2 separate regions of the Homo sapiens genome follow, and region 1 is linked to region 2. The links are chromatin loops, found by intact Hi-C in ENCODE. Cell type or tissue: gastrocnemius medialis. All regions are shown on one strand. Each heading gives the region's core, and the rest is flanking DNA. Links, peaks and the distances in the headings are about the cores only.

What was found. Hi-C counts contacts between places; a loop is a spot of excess contacts. Peaks named below come from ENCODE experiments on the same cell type or tissue, not always from the same donor. Only the 100,000 strongest peaks of a DNase experiment are listed, where the experiment ranks them.
Region 1: a loop joins it to region 2, with 5 times the contacts of the local background. A loop is called at or near these places in 43 of 110 quality-filtered maps.

What each region holds. Positions count from the first base shown.
Region 1 is chr16:67,096,260-67,104,590 of GRCh38, forward strand. CBFB (core-binding factor subunit beta) reads left to right here. Exons shown (of 6, transcript NM_022845.3): 6 at 2,451-4,799. The coding sequence ends at 2,519. Among named protein-coding and RNA genes, the nearest start is that of PHAF1, 9.5 kb to the right of the region's middle. In gastrocnemius medialis, for the core only: a CTCF peak has its summit at 4,873 (motif pointing left); no DNase peak of the experiment used is centred there.
Region 2 is chr16:66,973,834-66,982,164 of GRCh38, forward strand. It overlaps CES3 (carboxylesterase 3), which reads left to right. Exons shown (of 13, transcript NM_024922.6): 13 at 1-1,316. Among named protein-coding and RNA genes, the nearest start is that of CES4A, 11 kb to the right of the region's middle. RefSeq lists an enhancer at 1,053-1,347. In gastrocnemius medialis, for the core only: CTCF peaks have their summits at 4,009 (motif pointing right) and 4,222; DNase peaks (open chromatin) are centred at 4,008 and 5,346; H3K27ac peaks cover 2,638 bases.

The DNA of each region.
Region 1 (8,331 bases), core at 21-8,020, 120 kb after region 2:
GAGATTGCGCTACTGTACTCCAGCCTGGAAAACAGAGCAAGACTCTGTCTCAAAAAAAAAAAATAATAATAATTAGTTAATTCATGGAAAGTACTTAGTACCACATTCTGGATACAAACAGATATTTGTGCTTGGCCAACATTTGGAGGCAGTAAAGAAAGCTTATAGAATAACCACATATTAGAACTTGTGAAGGAGAAAATATACATATATATATATGTATATATATAGTCTCTCTATTAAGTAATTTACCATAAGGGGTTTAAATAGGAATGTTGACTCCAAAGTGAATCTTGAAATCTTGGTGTTTATAATTGTCAAGCCTCTTTTTTTAAAATAGATTTGGTCAACAGGAAGTATTTTTTTCTAATTTTTATTTTATAGACCTAGTCAAGCTTCTTAATTGTTAAATATTGTTATAACAATACATCTGGGCCGGGCGCGGTGGCTCACTCCTGTAATCCCAGCACTTTGGGAGGCCAGGGCGGGTGAATCACGAGGTCAGGAGATTGAGACCATCCTGGCTAACACAAAGAAACCCCATCTCTACTAAAAATACAAAAAATTAGCTGGGTGTGGTGGTGGGCGCCTGTAGTCCCAGCTACTCGGGAGGCGGAGCTTGCGGTGAGCCAAGATCGCGCCACTGCACTCCAGCGACTCCGTCTCAAAAAAAAAAAAAAAAAATACATCTGAGTCGTACATGGTGGCTCATGCCTGTAATTCCAGCACTTTGGGAGGCCAAGACAGGCAGATGGCTTGAGCCCAGGAGTTCCAAGACCAGCCCTGGCAACATGGTGAAACCCTGTCTCTACAAAGAATACAAAAATTAGCCAGGTGTGGTGGCGTGTGCCTGTGGTCACAGCTACTCGAGGCTTAGGTGGGAGAATCGCTTGAGCCGGGGAGGCAGAGGTTGCAGTCAGCAGAGATTGTGCCACTGCACTCCAGTCTTGGTGACAGAGTGAGACCCTGTCTCAAAAAAACAACAAACAAAAAAATAGATCTGGGGCCGGGCGTGGTGGCTCACGCCTGTAATCCCAGCACTTTGGGAGGCCGAGGCGGGCAGATCACCTGAGGTCGGAAGTTCGAGACCAGCCTAACCAACGTGGAGAAACCCCATCTCTACTAAAACTACAAAATTAGCCGGGCGTGGTGGCACATGCCTGTAATCCCAGCTACTGAGGAGGTTGAGGCAAGAGAATTGCTTGAACCCGGGAGTTGGAGGTTGCAGTGAGCTAAGATTGCGCCACTGCACTCCAGCCTGGGCAACAAGAGTGAAACTCCGTCTCAAAAAAAAAAAAAAAAAAGCATCTGGGAATATAAGTGCACCCAGGACTCTAATTTTATATTTCTATTTTTAACATATGAGACAATACTTTATCCATAATAAAGTGCTACATTTTTCAGTCATATAATTAGTAGAACATATACTTCTCTGTGATTCAGTTTTTTTATTTGTAAAATAGAGATAAATAATAGCACTTATGTCATAGGTTGTTGGGAGGGATTAAATTAGTTCTAGCCAGGTCCTATGGCATGTGCCCATAGTTCTAGTTACTTGGGAGGCCGAGTGAGGCAGGAGGATTGGTTTAGTCCAGGAATTTGAGGCTGTAATGTGCTATGTTCGTACCTGTGAATAGCCGCTGCAGTCCAGCCCGGGCAACATAGCAAGACCCCATCTCTCTAAAAAATTATTTAATTCATGGAAAGTACTTACAACAGTGCCCGCAGACAGCTGATACTCAATAAATGTCAGCTATTACTAAAAGGAAGAGTTTGCTTCTAAGGCACTTGGCTAATGTGTTAAAGTTAAATCCTCTTTTTCCAAAACTGTAAATATAGATTTGTTGTGGGGTTTTTTGTTTGTTTGTTTGTTTGTTTGTTTGTTTGTTTTTTGAGATGGAATCTCACTTATGTCGTCCAGGCTGGGGTGCAGTGGTGCGATCTCAGCTCACGGCAACCTCCACCTCCCAGGTTCAAGGGATTCTCATGCCTCAGCCTCCCAAGTTGCTGGGATTACAGGTGTTGCCACCATGCCTGGCTAATTTTTTTGTATTTTTCATAGAGACAGGGTTTCACCATTTTGGCCAGGCTGGTCTCGAACTCCTGACCTCAAATGATCTGCCCGTCTCAGCCTCCCAAAGTTCTGGGATTACAGGCATGAGCCACTGCGCCCAGTGCTAGATTTGTTGTTATTTCTTATGTAGTACATATTTATGGTGATTTTCTTTTGAATAAAAATGATTTTTATTCTTGATTTTTAAGGAAACTTTAGTAAAATATGTCAGACATAATTTTAATTGGTTTTTTTTTGCCTGTTACATGTGACTATATTGGCTGAAAACTTTTTAGTTATGAAGTTTTTCTGTGTGCTACTGTCTTGTATTTTGTATATCTAGTATTTTGATTGTCAAAACACTTTTTGACCCCAAATTATGATTTTGTCATTGCAGGCAAGAAGACAACAAGACCCTAGTCCTGGTTCCAATTTAGGTGGTGGTGATGACCTCAAACTTCGTTAATTAATAGCACAGCAGATGTGTGCTGCCCATCTTTACATACACATTGCTTCTAGTTGGCAGAAATAATTGATTAAAAGACCAGAAACTGTGATAACTGGAGGTACTACGGTCTATTTCTCAACCTTAGGCAGTAATAGACATCACAAACTGCCATGGTTTTGCACTATGATTATAATACCTGCATTTCTAATTTTTTAAGCATGTAGCCAGTAATAATTTGAAGTTTTTTTTCTATGCAAGCTTACCTTGTTGGCATTATTTTAGGGAGTTGAAACTATCAACTGTAAAGCTCCTTTTCTTCCACTTTAATTTAAAAGTTCATGTCATTTAAAAACAAGTCAAGAAATTAAAATTGTATCAGAGGGTTTTCTCTAATCATTTTTTCTATTTTTTTTTTTGTACTTCTAGATGTTTTGGTTATACAGCTTCATTTTAGATGAGCATTCTTATTTTTTGTTTTGTTTGCCCCATTTCCTTTTGTGTTTTTATAGTCTATAGCATTTTAAAACTGCTGATGTTGTTTGCATTATTTACAGGCTAAAAACTTAGTAGCATAGAGCTGTCTGCCACAGCCTTCTGACAAAGTTTACAGTTATTAAAGTTGCAGTATCCTTTTAAATGCTAGTAATCAGCACTCTTTCTTTTTTTTTTTTTTAATAGAGACAGGGTCTCGCAGTGTTGCCCAGGCTGGTCTCGAACTCCTGGCATCAAGCGATCCTCCTGCCTTAGCCTCCCAGAGTACTGGGATTACAGGCTCTTTCTTTTTAAACATAAAAGTTTTAAATTGGTATTAACTCTGTACTCTGCCCTAGATTGTTTTAGCTTCTGTTCTGTAATCATGAGTTTGGTTGGAGATATTCTCCATAGATGATCTTCTACTGAAATGCCTAAAGAAGTCACAGGCTGGCTTCTGTTTTATTCAGGGATTTTTTTAAAAAGTCAATCAGAAAAGGGATACTGGAGCTTCTTCATGTATGTAACAGCATATTAAACTGGAGACAGTGATGAATCAGCTACAAAGGTAATATTGTATTAAAATCATGTTTAAGATAGCTGCTTTTATGTGTATTTTATATTGCATGCTTTTGTAAAAACATGCTGGGTGATGAAAGATTAGTTTTAGAGAGAAAATGTTCATCTGTGCAGAGGATGCATTTTCTTCCATTAATTCTGGAAAAAACGTTCACAGTTATATATATGGTATTTTGCAAAAGGACTATTAATAGAACCTTTTGAGATGAATTAATGTAAGAATATTTTTTAAATAGGCTTACTGTCAAATTGCAACTTTTTTTTTAGATACAGAGTGGAAAACAGTGCTAAGTCATTTGGCACCTCCTTACAAATATTTTTCATGGTCACATTTATTAAATGTTACTACATTTCTGAATTTTTGAAAAATGTATTTTATCATTAAATGGCATTATTTTAAAGGGTGAAAAACTGACACAGTCAATTCAGAAAATGGACTGAAGTCTGAATAAGGTCATTGCATTTAAAAAGCATATAACTGTACTTGACTGATGAGGGAGGTGTTACTTTCATTGTATATAGGTCTTATTTCATAAACAGATATCCTGTATCAAATAAAAGTATTTGTTATATATTTGAAGTTATGCATGGAAAGGAGTGTGTTTAAATTGTTACAAACAATAATGCGTCATTAAAGGCCATGCTGATCTTGCATAACTATAAGTACTATGAATGAATTTGGTTGGTTTTGGTGTTGTACAGCTCACATGTTTACACACTCAGTGCCCTAATTTCCCCTGAGGGAATCGCTTTTTAAGTGATCCTTACAGTGGTGTTTTATGTTACTTTATTACAGAGCTCCTTGGTTTTTTACTTCTGCACTTAAATTTTTTTAAATAACATGATGATGGTACATTTTCCTCTATTGTCTAGCTAAGGGCTTTCGGTCCACCAGTAAATAAGATCAAATGCTCTTAAATGTTCCTGTTACCATCCTAATGTAAATACTGGATTTTTCTGTCATTTAGCACCATGCTGCTTCTGTCTGTCTTAATGCTGGCATTAAGATCATGAGCCCTTTTTCTCCAGTAGTACAGGCTTTGAAAACTACTTCTATTAAGTTATTGATGCAATTTGATATTTTTTCATAATCTATATTTAAACAAAATTACATCATTGCATCATCTTTTCTAAATTCATCTCCATTAAAACTTGCCTTAAGCTACCAGATTGCTTTTGCCACCATTGGCCATACTGTGTGTTTGTTTGTTTAATTTACTTTCACAATAAACTTCTGTGTAGTAAAAACAGGGTCTTGGCTCTTTCTTGACCTAACCCAGTAATTTCTAAGAAAGCAACAACAGTGGCATCTAGTGGTAATTTCTGTTGATTCCAAAGAAGACTACTTTAAATATAGGTATCACAAGGTATACAAATCCCCCAGTGTATATTATGGTTTTCAAGAAATCTGGCTTGATTTACCCATCCTGTGAGATATGACCATAAAGTAGTGATGTTGGGAGAAAGAATTTTAAATTACACATCCAAATTAGTTCCATCTTTCAAGCTAGTTGTTTTGGAAATATACAGCCGTTTTGATTGTGCTGGTGTTATATCAAACATTCTTAAGACTCCTGGCATTTTCCTACAACAGAAAAGTAAGCCCTTTTCCTTGAAAGTATGCCTTAAGCTTGACACATGATAAACAGATTCACTCATTAACCACAAGACTTACTGCAAATGACAAAAATGCCTTTAAATTCTGAATTGACACCATTAAGGGAAATTCCAAAGAGTAGGATTCATGCTCTGAGAGTTAATTTCAAAAAATTGAGCAGTAACAGCATGGTTTTAGTAAGTATATCACTTCTAGAAACATAATTGGATATGCTAGCTCGGGGCTGCTTGGTGAAAAATATCTTACTTGATTTATGCCTCATTTGGCAATGAGGAGCTTTTCAATCTATAAACCATTGTATTATCCATAACACATTACCCCAAAACTTAGCAGCTTAAAACAATAAATACGTATTATCCCACAGGTGAGTCACAAATCTGGAAGTAGCTAAGATCAATGGTTCTGGTTCAGAGTTCCTCATAAGGTTAGAGTCATCCTGGGCTACAGTCATCTCAAGGATTGACTGGATGAAAGATCCCCTTTCAAACCCACTAATGTGGTCACTGACTGGCCTCGGTTCTTTGCAGCTTGCTAGATGAAAGGCAGATGTTCCTTGCTAGATGTTGGACAGAGACCTGCTTCCATTTCATGCCCAGCTGGGTCTTTCCATAGGACAGTGCACAGCAGGGTAGCTGGCTTCCCCCAAGGCAAGTGATCCAAGAGAGCGCACACCCAAGTTGAAAGCACAGTCTTTTTTTTTTTTTTTTTTTTTTTTTTTTTGAGATGGAGTCTCGCTCTGTTGCCTAGACTGACTGGACTGCAGTGCTGCAATCTCAGCTCACTGCAACCTCCCCCTCCCGGGTTCAAGCGATTCTCCTGCCTCAGCCTCCCACGTAGCTGGGATTACAGGTGCCCATCAACATGCCCGGCTAATTTTTGTATTTTTCATAGAGACGGGGTTTCACCATGTTGGCCAGGCTGGTCTCAAATTCCTGACCTCAAGTGATTCGTCCGCCTCGGCATCCCAAAGTGCTGAGATTACAGGTGTGAGCCACCATGCCCAGCCAAAAGCACAGTCTTAGAACTGAATCTTGGGCTGCCATATTGTATGTTAGAATCAAGTCACTGGGTCTGGTCCACACTCAAAGGGGGAGGAATATTAAGCTTCATCTGTTGAAGGCGGGGATGTCAAAGCATTTGTGGACATCTTTCTAAACCACCATGGTGATATTACCAAATATACGTAACTGAGTATAAGATACCTTTGGTGTTTTGCCGGGCGCGGTGGCTCACACCTGTAATCCCAGCACTTTGGGAGGCCGAGGCAGGCAGATCATGAGGTCAGGAGATCGAGACCATCCTGGTTAACGGTGAAACCCCGTCTCTACTAAAAATACAAAAAATTAGACGGGTGTGGTGGCGGGCGCCTGTAGTCCCAGCTACTCGGGAGGCTGAGGCAGGAGAATGGTGCGAACCCAGGAGGTGGAGCTTGCAGTGAGCCAAGATCGCACCACTGCACTCCAGCCTGGGCAACAGGGCGAGACTCCATCTCAAAAAAAAAAGATACCTTTGGTGTTTTAATCTAAACATTCTTTAAAGGTAAGATTTCAGTCTTGCAGATTTGAATACATGATTCCCCCTAGATAGCATCAACCCCTTTTCTTGCATCACCATCATATATTCATATATGGCATTTCAGAAATGTTCCAAAGCTAAAAAATGACAGTCACAGGGTGAAATCATGGATGGAAATGGCAGTTTAGTTTGTTTAAATATGGAATATTCTGAAACAGATAAGTCACTGTTTTAGTCAACTCCCAGCTTTTGGTTAGAAAATTTAAGCAACTTAGAATTAAGGTCGTTATTGGCCTCATTCAGATTTCAGAAATGTTGAGGAGATGTTGTAGATAAAAATAAAAGGCCAGGCACAGTAGCTCATATCTGTAATCCCAGCACTTTGGGGGGCTGAGGCAGGAGGATTGCTTGAGGCCAGGAGCTCAAGACCAGCCTGGGCAAGATAGCAAGACCTTCATCTGCACAAAAATATTTTTCTTAATTAGCCAGGCATGGTGGTGCACACCTCTAAGTCCCAGCTACTTGGGAGGCTGGAGTGGGAAGATCGCATGAGCCGAGGATTTTGAGGTTGCAGTGAGCTATGATCTTGCCACCGCACTCCATCCTGGGCCACCAGAGCAAGATATTACCTATAAAAATAAAAATGGAAAATGTTGAAGTTCTATTTTTTTTTTGGAGACTAAAAGTATGGTTATCATTTAGGGGGGGAAATATCCAGTGTCCAAAATAAACATGTTCCCTGCTCACAAGGAATCTACAGTCTAGCTAAAAAGCTGACCAAAGGCAGTAACACTGTTTAAGTTACATTAGAAGTACTGGCTCTTATAGTACATCTATTCTAGTCTGGGTGGTGAATAAAAGCTTCCCTAAAGAGATGTTTTGAGGGTGGGTGCGGTGGCTCACGCCTGTAATCCCAGCACTTTGGGAGGCCGAGGCGGGTGGATCACAAGGTCAGGAGATCAAGACCATCCTGGCTAACATGGTGAAACCCCGTCTCTACTAAAAAATACAAAAAATTAGCTGGGCGTGGTGGCGGGCGCCTGTAGTCCCAGCTACTTGGGAGGCTGAGGCAAGAGAATGGCATGCACCCAGCAGGCGGAGCTTGCAGCGAGCCGAGATTGCACCACTGCACTCCAGCCTGGGCGAAAGAGTGAAACTCCGTCTCAAAAATAAAAAAAGAGATGTTTGAGCTAAGATCTGAAGGATGGCAGACCTTAAGCTAGCTAGAGAAGGTATTGCAGGTAGCTAGCCAATAGCTTGGCAAGTTTGAGAAGCTAAGAGCAGCTGAGTATGACTGGAACAGAAAAGAGGGGGCTGCAGCAGTGAGATGAATCCAGAAGGGCAGATTCCACCCAGCAGAGGGCAGGGTAAGAGTCACAAGCAGTGCTGGACTGGCCTTTCCAACCGTGTTAAATAAAACATTTGGACCATTCCCAAGGGTGAACAGGAAGCCATTGAGGGCTTATGACCTTGATGGAATCGGTGCTTGAGAAAACTCAATTTTGTTTGGGGAGAATAAGACTGGAGTCAGAAACTTGGTCCCACTGATCATACGATATAGTAACACAGGAAGATTAAGGGTAGCTTTGTTGGCATGGAGACATTTCAAAGCTATAAACAGTACAGGAGGCATAATTGACAGTTTTC
Region 2 (8,331 bases), core at 309-8,308:
CCTGACCCTCACCAATTCCAGCCCTGACCCTCAGGACGCTGGATGCCAGCTCCCAGCCCCAGTGCCGGGTCCTCCCTCCCTTCCTGGCTTGGGGAGACCAGTTTCTGGGGAGCTTCCAAGAGCACCCACCAAGACACAGCAGGACAGGCCAGGGGAGGGCATCTGGACCAGGGCATCCGTCGGGCTATTGTCACAGAGAAAAGAAGAGACCCACCCACTCGGGCTGCAAAAGGTGAAAAGCACCAAGAGGTTTTCAGATGGAAGTGAGAGGTGACAGTGTGCTGGCAGCCCTCACAGCCCTCGCTTGCTCTCCCTGCCGCCTCTGCCTGGGCTCCCACTTTGGCAGCACTTGAGGAGCCCTTCAACCCGCCGCTGCACTGTAGGAGCCCCTTTCTGGGCTGGCCAAGGCCGGAGCCAGCTCCCTCAGCTTGCGGGGAGGTGCGGAGGGAGAGGGGCGGGCAGGAACCGGGGCTGCGCGCAGCGCTTGCGGGCCAGAGTGAGTTCCGGGTGGGCGTGGGCTCGGCGGGGCCCCACTCAGAGCAGCTGGCCGGCCCCAGGCAGTGAGGGCCTTAGCACCTGGGCCAGCAGCTGCTGTGCTCGATTTCTCGCTGGGCCTTAGCTGCCTCCCCGCGGGGCAGGGCTCGGGACCTGCAGCCCTCCATGCCTGACCCTCCCCCCACCCCCCGTGGGCTCCTGTGCGGCCGGAGCCTCCCCAAGGAGCGCCGCCCCCTGCTCCACAGCGCCCAGTCCCATCGACCACCCAAGGGCTGAGGAGTGCGGGTGCACAGCGCGGGACTGGCAGGCAGCTCCACCTGCTGCCCCAGTGCTGGATCCACTGGGTGAAGCCAGCTGGGCTCCTGAGTCTGGTGGGGACTTGGAGAACCTTTATGTCTAGCTAAGGGATTGTAAATACACCGATGGGCACTCTGTATCTAGCTCAAGGTTTGTAAACACACCAATCAGCACCCTGTGTCTAGCTCAGTGTTTGTGAATGCACCAATCCACACTCTGTATCTGGCTACTCTGGTGGGGACTTGGAGAACCTTTGTGTCCACACTCTGTATCTAGCTAATCTAGTGGGGATGTGGAGAACCTTTGTGTCTAGCTCAGGGATCGTAAACGCACCAATCAGCACCCTGTCAAAACAGACCACTTGACTCTCTGTAAAATGGACCAATCAGCAGGATGTGGGTGGGGCGAGACAAGAGAATAAAAGCAGGCTGCCTGAGCCAGCAGTGACAACCCCCCTCGGGTCCCCTCCCACGCCGTGGAAGCTTTGTTCTTTCGCTCTTTGCAATAAATCTTGCTACTGCCCACTCTTTGGGTCCACACTGCCTTTATGAGCTGTAACACTCACCGCGAAGGTCTGCAGCTTCACTCCTGAGCCAGCGAGACCACGAACCCACCAGAAGGAAGAAACTCCGAACGCATCTGAACCTCAGAAGGAACCAGTTCCCGACACGCCACCTTTCAGAACTGTAACACTCACCGGGAGGGTCCGTGGCTTCATTCTTGAAGTCAGTGAGACAAAGAACCCACCAATTCCGGACACAGAAGTAAACATTTCTTGCTTTGAGGATCAATGTACCACTACCTTAAAACACCTGGGTTTATTTTTGTTTTTGTTTTAGAGACAGGGTCCACTCTGCTGTGCATGCTGGACTGAAGTGGCACGATTGTAGCTCTCTGCAGCCTTGAACTCCTCGAACTCACTGCAGCCTCGAACTCAATCAAGCGATTCTCCCCCCTCAGCCTCCCAAGTAGCGGGGACTGCAAGTGAGTGTCGCCATGCCTGGATAATTTTTTTAGTTTTTGTAGGGACAGGGTATCACCATGTTGCCGAGACTGGCCTCAAACTCCTGGCCTCAAATGATCTTCCCGGCTCGGCCTTCCAAAACACTGGGATTGCAGGTGTGTCCCACTGTGCCCAGCCAACACCTGGATTTCAATACATATCCCAGAGTCTTCCCTGCCCCCGTTATGCCATCCTACCAGCTCCAGTCGCACAAATGCCCTTCCTCAGTCAGACTGAGCTGCTGGCTGCTGATGGGTGGGTGAAAAGCATTTTCATTTTCTTTTTTCTTTCTTCCTTTCTTTCTGTCTTGTTTTTTTGAGATGGAGTTTCACTCTTGTTGCCCAGGCTGGAGTGCAATGACACGATCTCAGCCCACTGAAACCTCTACCTCCCAGGTCCAGGCAATTCTCCTGAATCAGCCTCCCGAGTAGCTGGGATTACAGGCGCCCACCATCATGCCCAGCTAATTTTTTTGTATTTTTAGTAGAGACAGGGTTTCACCATGTTGGCCAGGCTGGTCTTGAACTCCTGACTTCAGATGATCCACCCACCTCGGCCTCCCAAAGTGCTGGGATTACAGGCGTGAGCCACCGCGCCTGGCCAGCATTTTCATTTCCAACTGGAACCAGCTCTGTTCTGGGAAGTCCATTTTGGGGAGGAAGGAGAGACAGAAAGCCAGAAGGGCTCTGAGTCATATCATTCTCCTGCTCGAAAGCTCCTGGTGACTCCCTGTCTCCCTGAAGACAAGTCCAAGTTCTCCACGTGCCACTGAAGTCCTGCTATTCTCATCCACTTCCTTCCACCAGGGAAGTTCATCCCCACAAGCTGGTAGAGCTTGACAAGTAGGCCCTGGCCGGGCACGGTGGCTCACGCCTGTAATCCCAGCACTTTGGGAAGCCGAAGCGGGTGGATCACCTGAGGTCAGGAGTTCGAGTCCAGCCTGGCCAACATAGCGAAACCTTCTCTGTATTAAAAAATACAGAAATCAGCCAGGCGTGCTAGTGTGCACCTGTAGTCCCAGTTACTAGAGAGGCTGAGCCAGGAGAATCACATGAACCCGGGAGGCAGAGGTTGCAGTGAGCCGAGATCACGCCACTGCACTCCAGCCTGGGTGACAGAGTGAGACCTTGTCTCAAAAACAAAACAAAACAAAACAGGCCCCAATAATACAGTGTGTAACTGGGACACGAAGGGCTGTGAGGACACAGAGACGTAGACCAGCCCAGACTTGGGAGACAGGGAAGGAGGGACATCTCAGCTGAGACCCGAGGAATAAACAGAGGTTACTCAACCGTGCAGACCAGCGTAGAAGACTGGAAGGGTGGGGAGCGGGGGAAGGGCGTGCCTGGCAGAGGGAACAACAGCAGCAAAGGCCTGAAGGATGCAATGTGTGGAGGAATCGCGGCTCTGCAGGGCTGGAGAGGTCAGCAAAGAGCAGACGTGAGAGGACTTGTGGGCTGCGACAGGGGTCGGCATGGACTTGACGCTCATGGAAGCCCTGTTGTATGGAGGAGGGTGGCTGGGAGGGGGGAGAGGAGGGGGAGAGCAGGGAGAACAGGGAGGGGACCAGGGTGGGCTGCCAGGTGGATGGAGAGGCACTGGTGGGCTCTAGATTTAGAGTCCGCAGACAAGACCGGGCGACTGACCAGACACAGAGGTTGGGGAAAAGAAGCCCCGATAGGGCAGCCTTAAGGCAAGCAGGAGTGGACCCGGAAATCAGGGGTCTGGTGTGGGCCACACTGGATGTACAAAGAGGCCTCTTCCTCTGGGCCTGATGGTGGCCCCCACAGGGCAGCCATGGGAGTGTAGCGGGGGGGTGTTACCAGGTTGGGTATCGCCAACACCAGCAGGCCCTGGAGAGGGTGGGCAAGCCGGCTGCTGAGGCCTCAGACCCTGTCCTAGCTCCAGCCCTCTCCGCCAAGGGCATCCTTCACCCAGGGAGGGAGGAGAATGTCTGGTACTGCCCCAGGGGTCGGGGGATATGACCTACCAGGCAGAGGGGATTCCAGGCCTCATGCCTCTGTATTCTCTCTTCCCTGAGGCTCCCTGAAGGCCCCTCCATGCCCTAGGACCCAGCAGCCATGCAGAGCTGAAGGGAGCAAGCCAAAGACTCAGACAGGCGTGGCCCTGCAGGACAGGGACTGGTGGACCCGGGAGCCTCCCAGTGGAAGGGCCACAGGAAGGGCCAAGTGAACAGTGCAGGAGTGTGAGCACCAGGGGGCGCTGCAGGATCAGACGTGCACACCTGGACCCCGCCACAGGATGAGGTCCTAGCAGATGCTTCCAGTATCTACCCAAGGCCAACCTTAGTTACTCACACAACCCGACAGTCTCACACACACACGCTCACGGATAGGGTTCCTACGAGTTCCACCATTTACTGGGTGTGTATCTTCTCTTTATTTTATTTCTATTTTTTATTTTTGTTGAGATAGAGTCTCACTCTGTCACCAAGGCCGGAGTGCATTGGTGTGATCTTGCTTCACTGCAACCTCTGTCTCCAGGCTTCAAATGATTCTTGTGCCTCAGCCTCCCAAGTAGCTGGGATTACAGGCGCCCACCACCACACCTGGATAATTTTTGTTTTTAGTAGAGACGGGGTTTCACCATGTTGGCCAGGCTAGTCTCTAACTCTTGGCCCCAAGTGATCCACCCACCTCGGCCTCCCAAAGTGCTGGGATTACAGGCATGAGCCACTGCACTCGACCACAGATGTGTATCTTTGAGTAAGCTGTGTATCCTCTTTGTTCCTCAGTTTTCTCATCTGTAAAATGAGAGTAAGGTTAGTGACTCCCTTCCCAGGTCTGGCTGTGAGTACTGAAACATCATTAGCCATGAAGCACCTAGAGTCGTGCTTGACACACAGCCAGTGCTAAATAAGTGCTCCCTGGCACAGGTATAAACACTCTGCTCGCAATGTCCAAAAAAATCATATGGCTCCTCGACTACAACTCAAACATGGAAGAATTGGGGTATGTCAGGGAGCATCATAATATTGGCATGAGTCTCTTCCACCTTAAAATAACTTCTGGGACTAGGGGCAGTTGCTCACACCTGTAACCCCAGCACTTTGGGAAGCCGAGGTGGGAGGATCGCTTGAGGCCAGGAATTTAAGACCAGCCTGGGCAACATCGCAAGGCCCCATCTGTACAAAAAGTTTTAAAAATTAGCCAGATGTTGTGTCTCACACCTGTAGTAGTGTGAGGCAGGAGGATGGCTTGAGCCCAGGAGTTCGAGGTTACAGTGAGCTGATTGAGCCACAACACTCCAGGCTGGGCAACAGAGTGAGACTCTGTCTCTAAGTAAATAAATAACTTCTGAGCCTGTAGCTGCCCAAAAGAATTGGTCGGTGGACCCCTGGGAGGCTCTGAATGGCAGGTTGAGTGTCATATAGAGTCTGTGTCCCTCCCTGGGGACTTCAGGGAAGCCATGTTCAAGTTCCTCCCCAGTCTGTCTATAGCCCCACCTCCTGGGTTTTAGCCACCCCCCATCTCCACTTCTGCACGCCCCCGCAGCCTCCACCCCAGTTCCCAGTCCAGCCTGCCCAGGCTCCGGGAAGGCTATTCCAAGAACAGGAAGGAACTTGGCAGGGGAACGCCAGCTCTGGTTCTTGCAGTGGCACCCACATGGCCTTCTTTCCCTGCCCTAGCCTGCCTGCCTTCCTTCCCATCACCCCCAGACCTCCCACACTTTGGGGCATCGTTGCCACTGGAGCCTCTCTTCGGGTGACGTTGCCCCTCCCTGCTGCCCCCAAGCTGGCCCCTTCCCACTCTTCAGACCTTGACCAGGACCCCAGGAAACAAGGCAATCGCTGGCGGTGCGGGTAGGGGTGAGGTCCAGGCTTCTCCCGGCCACCCACTGAGCTCTCCTCTGAGCTCAAGCTTACTCACACCCGGCCTCTCCCGCAGGCCTCTGGGCCGTCCTCTGGGGTTCCGAGAGGACCCCACCTTACAGATGAGGAAATTAGAATCAGAGAGGGGCAGTACCGTGCCTGAGGCCACACAGTGAGAACAAAGGCAGGACTCACACCCAAGTTTACTGGCCTTCAAACTGCAAGTCCTTCCCCTCCAGAATGTGCCCTTGTGTCTAGGGTGGCCTTCCAGGTGCTGGAGTTGGGGTCTAGTGGGCTGACTTGGGTGGGGGGACTGGGATTCTAGTTAGGCCAGCAAGGGAGGCCCAGAGGAGGGGTTTTGCAAGGCAGTGGCTTCAGACTGGGGCTGGACAGCCCGCAGGGAGATGACAGGGGCCAGCCCTGCTCTCCCTCAGATGCCTTCATGAGTCCCCTCTGTCTTTTGGGCCTGGACTGTGGCTCCTGGAGTTTGTCAGAGGCCAAGGTGGGCAGGTCAGCTGAGGCCAGGAGTTCAAGACCAGCCTGGGCAACATGGCAAAATAAAGCTGGGAAACAAAAATACAAAAATTAGCCTGGCATGGTGGCGGGCACCTGCAATCCCAGCTACTTGGGAGGCTGAGGCAGAAGAATTGCTTGAACCTGGGAGGTGGAGATTACAGTGAAGCCGAGATCGTGCCACTGCATTCTAGCCTGGGTGTCAAAAATAAAAAACAAACAAAAAAAGTGTTAATCGATGACTATGTTATCAGTAAGGCTTCCAGCCAACAGTATGCTATTAGTAAAGTTTATTGGGTGTCAAAAGTTACATGCAGATTTTCAACTGCATGGTGGTCAACGCCCCTAACACCCACATTGTTCAAGGGTCAACTGTACACTTATGAGTGGAATTGCTGGGTTATATGGTAACTCTATGTTTCATCATTTGAGGAACTGCCAAACTGTTTTCTAAAACCACTGTTTTCTACACCAGTTTATATTCCCACCAGCGATCTGTAAGGGTTTTGATTTCTTCACTTTTTTGTCAAAATTTATTGTCTGAGTTTTTTTTTTTTTTAAGATAGAGTCTTGCTCTATCACCCAGGCTGGAGTGCAATGGCACGGTCTTGGCTGACTGCAACCTCCGCCTCCGAGGCTCAAGCAATTCTTCTGCATCAGCCTGGCAAGTATCTGGGATTACAGGCGCCCACCACCACACGCAGCTGATTTTTATAATTTTAGAAGAGACGGGGTTTCCCCATGTTGGCCAGGCTGGTCTCGAACTCCTGACCTCAAGTGATCCACCTGCCTTGGCCTCCCAAAGTGCTGTGATTACTGGCATGAGCCACCATGCCTGGCCTTATTATCTGACTCTTTAATTCTAGCCATCCTAGTAGGTGTGAAGTAGTAGTGTCTAATATTGGTTTGATTTGCATTTCCCTGATGGCTAATGATGTCGAGCATCTTTTCGTGTTCTTTTTGGCTCTTTTTATATTCCTGGGAGAAAGATTTACTCAAATCCTCTGCCCATTTAAAAAAATTAAGTTGTCTTTTTGTTGTTGAATTGTAAGAGACCTTTATATATTCCAGATATAAGTCCCTTATCAGACACATAATTTGCAAATCTTTTCTCCCATTCTGTGGGTTGTCTTTTCCATTTTTCCATAGTGGCCTTTGCAACACAAAAGTTTTTCATTTTGATGAAGTCTGAATTACCTATTTTTGTTGTTGTTACTCATGCTTTTGGTATCATATCTAAGAATATGTCAGTAAACCATGAAGATTTACCTCTATGTCCTCTAAGAGTTTTATAGTTTTAGCTCTTACATCATTTAGGACTTTGATTCATATTGAGTTAATTTTTGTACATGGTGTGATATAAGGGTCTCTCTTTTTTTTTTTTTTTTTTTTTTGAGACAAGATCTTGCCCTGTTGCTCAGGCTAGAGTGCAGTGGCACAATCATAGCTCACTGCAGCCTCAACCTCCTGGGCTCGAGCAATCCTCCCACCTCAGCCTCCCCAGTAGCTGGGACTACACGCACATGCCGCCATGCCTGGCTCATCTTTTTTACTTTTTGTTGCCCAGGCTGGTCTTAAACTTCTGGGCTCAAGCGATCCTCCCAATGTGCTGGGATTACAGGTGTGAGCCACTGCACCTGAGCCAACTTTATTCTTTTGCATGTGGCATGATCCAGTTTTCCCAGCATCATTTGTTGGAAAGACTATTCTTTCCCTTATTGAATGGTCTTGGCACCCTTGTTGAAAATCAGTTCACCTTGGCCAGGAACGGTGGCTCACACCTGTAATCCTAGCACTTCGGGAGGCCGAGGCAAGAGGGTCATTTGAGCCCAGGAGTTCAAGACCAGCCTGGGCAACATAGTGAGACTCCATCTCTGAAAATAAATAAACTAATTAAATCAGTTAACCATAGAGACATGGGTTTATTTATGGACTCTCAATTCTGTATATCTGTCTTATGCCAGTACCATACTCTCTCTTTTTTTTTTTTGACAGAGTCTCACTCTGTTGCCCAGGCTGGAGTGCAGTGGCACCATCTCAGCTCACTGCAAGCTCCGCCTCCCAGGTTCACGCCATTCTCCTGCCTCAGTCTCCGGAGTAGCTGGGACTACAGGCACCCACCACCATACCCAGCTACTTTTTTTCTTTCTTTTTTCTTTTTCTTTTTTTTTTGTATTTTTAGTAGAGACGG